Linked DNA regions of Homo sapiens: region 2 is linked to region 1. A link is an interaction called in ENCODE POLR2A ChIA-PET data of the cell type or tissue named here. Cell type or tissue: PC-9. All regions are shown on one strand. Each heading gives the region's core, and the rest is flanking DNA. Links, peaks and the distances in the headings are about the cores only.

What was found. ChIA-PET counts read pairs that join two places held together with the same protein. Peaks named below come from ENCODE experiments on the same cell type or tissue, not always from the same donor. Only the 100,000 strongest peaks of a DNase experiment are listed, where the experiment ranks them.
Region 2: POLR2A ChIA-PET joins it to region 1 with 8 read pairs; 4 of 35 experiments call an interaction of 5 or more read pairs at or near these places.

Annotation. Positions count from the first base shown.
Region 1 is chr21:26,021,841-26,024,658 of GRCh38, reverse strand. APP (amyloid beta precursor protein) reads left to right here. Exons shown (of 18, transcript NM_000484.4): 6 at 2,617-2,818. Among named protein-coding and RNA genes, the nearest start is that of APP, 150 kb to the left of the region's middle. RefSeq lists an enhancer at 807-1,306. In PC-9, for the core only: no CTCF peak of the experiment used is centred there; a DNase peak (open chromatin) is centred at 1,508.
Region 2 is chr21:25,973,486-25,976,303 of GRCh38, reverse strand. It overlaps APP (amyloid beta precursor protein), which reads left to right. Exons shown (of 18, transcript NM_000484.4): 10 at 276-350; 11 at 1,076-1,234. Among named protein-coding and RNA genes, the nearest start is that of APP, 200 kb to the left of the region's middle. In PC-9, for the core only: no CTCF peak of the experiment used is centred there; no DNase peak of the experiment used is centred there.

The sequences.
Region 1 (2,818 bases), core at 80-2,579:
AGAGAATTCCTGCCATTGATGGATTAATCTCTTTACATATCTTTCCCTTTCACTCTCAGCAAAACTACTTATGGCGGTCCTGTTAGACTTTGAAAGCCTTTCAGGTTTATGGAGGAGTCTTCCTTTCTATTGTCGTAGATCATGGAATCATAGTGTTCGCTTGTCTCACGTGTTTGGAATCTGATTTCCTACATAATGCTGTGCTCTCACTACGAGTCCAAGGCTTCCTGTGGCTACAAATCCCGGGTTCCTATCACTTTTCCCAATGATGAGCTTCTCCTTGTTGGCCAGAATCAGCTCTGTGGTAATAATTCCCTTCTGCTTTCTCCCTCTCGCTTTTTTTTTTCCTTCTGGGTACATTATAATGTCAGCATAGCAGCTTTTAATTCTATTACTATGGTACTTCTCGAATAGACCTGTGGTAGTTGCCCCAGAAAGGTTGAAACCCCCTGCCACATCTAGGTCTTTCTCCTGTATTGGTTTTGTGATCTGATCAAGGACATCTATTCCTCTAGTCCTGCTAGGTGGTATACGATAGGCTTTTACTATTAGATATTCAAATGCTGTCAACCATGCCTGCCTTGACAGGTACATGATTTCCACAAGGATTTCCTAATAGGCCTTTTTAATTTTGTTCTAGACATGCCCTTCTTTTGCCATCCAAATTTGCTTATTTTTTACAAACTATGATGCATCAGCATGTAAATGTTTAATACCATAAATATTTCTGATCCTCTTCCCAATTTCACTGAGTTACTGGTTATCTCTTGCCATTATTCTCAGCATATTGCAGTGGATCTCAGAATATTTTCCCCTGACCACCAGCATCAGTATTACCTGGGAATTTGAAATGCACATTCTCAGGCCCCACCAAGGCCTCATGATTCAGAAACTCTGGAGCTGCATTAGAAACTGCCACAGGCACCTGGTGATCTGTGTTGGTTTTTGTTTGTTTTTAAGGAGACAGTGTCTTTGTCTCCCTGGCTGGAATGCAGTGATGCAGTCATAGCTCACAGCAGCCTCGAACTCCTGGGCTCAAGCAATCCTCCCGCCCCAGCCTTCTGAGTAGCTGGAACTACAGGTGCACACCACCATGCCTGGCTGGTTTTTGTTTGTTTTTAAGGAGGCAGTGTCTTTGTCTCCCTAGCTGGAATGCAGTGATGCAGTCATAGCTCACAGCAGCCTCGAACTCCTGGGCTCAAGCAATCCTCCCGCCCCAGCCTTCTGAGTAGCTGGAACTACAGGTGCACACCACCATGCCTGGCTTTTTTTTTTTTTTTTTTTTAATTTTTTTGGAGACAGGGTCTCACCGTGTGGCCCAGGCTGGTCTCAAACTCCTGGCCTCTAGGTTTTTTCCCACCTCAGCCTTCCACAGTGCTGGGATTACAGGCATGAGCCACCACATTTAGCAGGTAGGTGATCTGTGTTTCAATAAGCCTTCCAGGTGATTCTGATGCTCACTGAAATTTGAGAACCACTGAAATATTTGGTTTTCTACAAAACATAAGCAGTTAGTAACCATAGGGTACGCAACTAAATAGTTCCAGCAGGCATCCCTGACCACAGGGCATTGCAGATTTACTTAAGTCAGTTTCATCTTCCACCTGTGTGAGTTCCAGCAGGCATCCCTGACCACAGGGCATTGCAGGTTTACTTAAGTCAGTTTCATCTTCCACCTGTGTGAGTTCCAGCAGGCATCCCTGACCACAGGGCATTGCAGGTTTACTTAAGTCAGTTTCATCTTCCACCTGTGTGAGTTCCAGCAGGCATCCCTGACCACAGGGCATTGCAGGTTTACTTAAGTCAGCTTCATCTTCCACCTGTGTGTCCAGTTTAAGCTCTCAGTTGCAGTTTTTAAACCAATTTCCACCAGCATATACTGAGTATCCGCTACCGTGCAATGCGTTGCGGCTCTTGTATGTGCACTATGAGAAGTAATTCCCATAATACGGCAAACTCAGTTTTGATATCCACCACCCCACTTTTTATAATGGACTACATTTTTCAGAGCAGTTTTAGGTTTACAAAGAATTCAAGCAGAAACTACAAAAAGTTCCCTCTACCTCTCACTTCCCCACTCCCCAACAGTTTCCCCTGGATTAACATTTTGCCTTAGTATGGTACGTTTGAACCAATATCGATACACTATTATTAACCAGTATTCCTGTTTTAACATGAGAGGCGACTTTTTGTGTAGTATAGTCTCTTGGTTTTGACAAATGCTTAATGCTGTGTATCTATTATTACTTATGACAGTATCGTGCAGAGTAGTTTCTAAAAATCCTCTCTACTCCACCTATTCATCCCTTCCCCACTCCCCCTGAACCACTGGCAACCGCTGATCTTTTTATTGTCTCCGTAATTTTCCCTTTTCCAGAATGTCCTGTGGTTAGACTCATGGCATCCCCTTTTAGCAACTGCAGAAACTAAGAACTGTCCCCAAGGATAAAAATTTTTGCAGACCCACTGAGCTGGGATTTATACTTAGACCTGCTGAATTGAAGTTTTGGGTGTGTTTCTTCTCAAATTGCCAAAATTCCATATGGACGACTTTTCTTTTCCTTCCCTGAAATGTGTTTAATTGACTTTTTCTGTTATTTGTGTTTGCCTTCACAGTGAAGACAAAGTAGTAGAAGTAGCAGAGGAGGAAGAAGTGGCTGAGGTGGAAGAAGAAGAAGCCGATGATGACGAGGACGATGAGGATGGTGATGAGGTAGAGGAAGAGGCTGAGGAACCCTACGAAGAAGCCACAGAGAGAACCACCAGCATTGCCACCACCACCACCACCACCACAGAGTCTGTGGAAGAGGTGGTTCGA
Region 2 (2,818 bases), core at 5-2,504, 48 kb after region 1:
CTGTCAGTTCTCGGGGTAAAAAAAGACCAACCTTGACTCAAAAAGCTATATTCCTGCAATAAATATGAACATTTATGTTTAATATACTGCTGTGATTAATTATTTATATCCTAGTGGGAGGTCAAATATTCTTCAGATAGGAAGGGGTATGTAATAAATTTTTTAAATATCTAAAATGACAAAAATAGAGGAAAAACATAATCATCCATCCTATTAAGTCTGTATTCAAAGGATGAACTGATGATTTTAAATTCAAATGTTTCCTTAATTTATAGGTCATGAGAGAATGGGAAGAGGCAGAACGTCAAGCAAAGAACTTGCCTAAAGCTGATAAGAAGGCAGTTATCCAGGTAAAACCTGAACCCATTTCCTACCAAACATCACATGCCAGCAGTCTTTTTAATGAGTGTCTGCAGGTTTACCTTTATCTGCCAGCACCTCACGTGTGATTGTTCATAGTCCCATGAACTTCAGCTGTTCTTAATCATTGTCTAGTAATTGAGTTGTTTAAATCCTGCCTTATATTTGCTCCCAATTATTTCAAGTTATAATTCATTGCCATAAAACTCACATTGTAACTTGCAATCTACTTTTTATTAATAATACATCTTTTCAGTCACCACAATCTTCTGCTGCTTCTCCCTCCAGCAAAAATTATGAGAATTTGAATTTTTGATGGAAACCAGTCTCAAAATTACCTTAAGTAAACCAACAGTTTATTATGGTCAATTACTTGAGGTACTGTTAGTAAGAGAGGGATTTTTTTTTAATATGTAATATAAGAGTTTCAAGAGTGCATATATTTATCCAAAGTTATTAGTCAAATCAGCCTTCAGAGAGCCTATGAAATACTGATTTTCAATGAGAAAGTAGGTTTGATGAGGGTTGGAGAGTGCAAGAAAGTGAAGTAAGCTATAAAACGTAGAATTAGTCAATGTTGGAATGACTATGCAGTCTTTAGGATACTTTTTAGCACTAGAAGAAAATGGAATAGGATGTCTTTTTTAGAAGACTTGAAATTGCTGCTTCATCCTACTTATTCAGTCCCCATGGACATATGTGTTTATGATGGCAGCATTTCCAGGAGAAAGTGGAATCTTTGGAACAGGAAGCAGCCAACGAGAGACAGCAGCTGGTGGAGACACACATGGCCAGAGTGGAAGCCATGCTCAATGACCGCCGCCGCCTGGCCCTGGAGAACTACATCACCGCTCTGCAGGCTGTTCCTCCTCGGGTAGGTCTCGCTGCAGCCGAGTTCACACTTCAGGTCACAGCACAGACAGTAAGGGTGGGGCACTGGGAACTGGAAGCCATACAAAAAGAATGAGGAGAAATGCCTTGAGCACTGTTATTCAGAGGTTCAACCCCTGTCCATTCCATCTTGAAGGTCAAAGGGTCACAGGGCAGCTACCTCCACAAGGTCATCTCTACACAGCAGGTACTCACACTTCCCCACAGAGCAGCCAGACAGGACTCCCAGGGACTCACATTGCAAGCCCTGACTTGATTTAATATTCCTGAGGTGGTGACAATTGATGGCATAGTTCAAGTTCGAACACAAAAGCTGGAAGGATGTCTTCCAGTCCCTTCAGGCTGCTGTAACAGAATACCATAGACTGGGTACCTTATCAGCAACAGAAGTTTATTTCTCACAGTTGCAGAGGCTGAGAAGTCCAAGATCAAGACATCAGCATACTTGGTTGTCTGGTGAAAGTTTGCTTCCTGGTTCATAGAACTTAAATTTTGTTTATCTTTTATTTATTTTATTTTTGTTTTTGTTTGTATTTTGCTGTATCCTCATATGGTGGAATGGGCAAGAGAGCTCTCTGGGCCCTCTTTTATAAGGGTACTAATGTCAATCTTGAAGGCTCTGCCCTCATGCCTAATTGTCTCCCAAAGCTTTCACCCTCAAATAGCATCACACTGTGGCTTAGGTTTCAACATATGAATTGGGGGTGGGAGAGACACAAACATTCAGACCATGGCAAAGGATTTTAGAAGTAACCTTGCCCAGCCCCCTCATCATGTAAGTATAATAATATAACTAAGGTCAAGGAAAGTTGAGATTTGGCTGAGTTGTAAGAATTTTTAGTGGACCAGAAAGAATTAGAACTCAAATTTCCATCTCAGAGCAGTGGCCATATTCTCTGTGGGGAAGCATTTGTCAGTCATGACATTAGCAATGATGAGACTTATTCATGGTTTTCAGTGATCATTGCCCCAAAAAGGCATGTTGAGTGGTACAGGCATAGATGTGTTCACCGGCATTCTGTGGGAGAGCTTACTTGGAATGGAAGGAACTTTCTGAGCATGAGTGTGTAACTTATGTCCACTTGTTCTTTTTTTTTTTTTTTTTTTTTAAATGAGATGGAGTCTCACTCTGTCACCCAGGCTGGAGTGCAGTGGTGCAATCTCAGCTCACTGCAACTTCTGTCTCCTGGGTTTAAGCAATTCTCATGCCTCAGCCTCCCAAGTACCTAGGATTACAGGTGAGCCACGACACCCAGCTAATTTTTGTATTTTAGTAGAGACAGGGTTTCAACATGTTGGCCAGGCTGATCTCGAACTCCTGACCTCAGGTGATCCACCCACCTCGGCCTCCCACAGTGCTGGGATTACAGGCGTGAACCACCATGCCCAGCCATTTGTTCTTTCTGTTTGTCATTGAGCAAGGGATATTGAAAGCTCTGCCTGTGATTGTGGACCGGGCCATTTTTCTAAACAGTGCTATCAGTTTTTATTTTGTATAGTTTGAGGCTGTGTTTTTAGGCGTGTAAATGTTCCAGGCTGTTAGGCCCTCCTTGAGCCTCTTCTTATG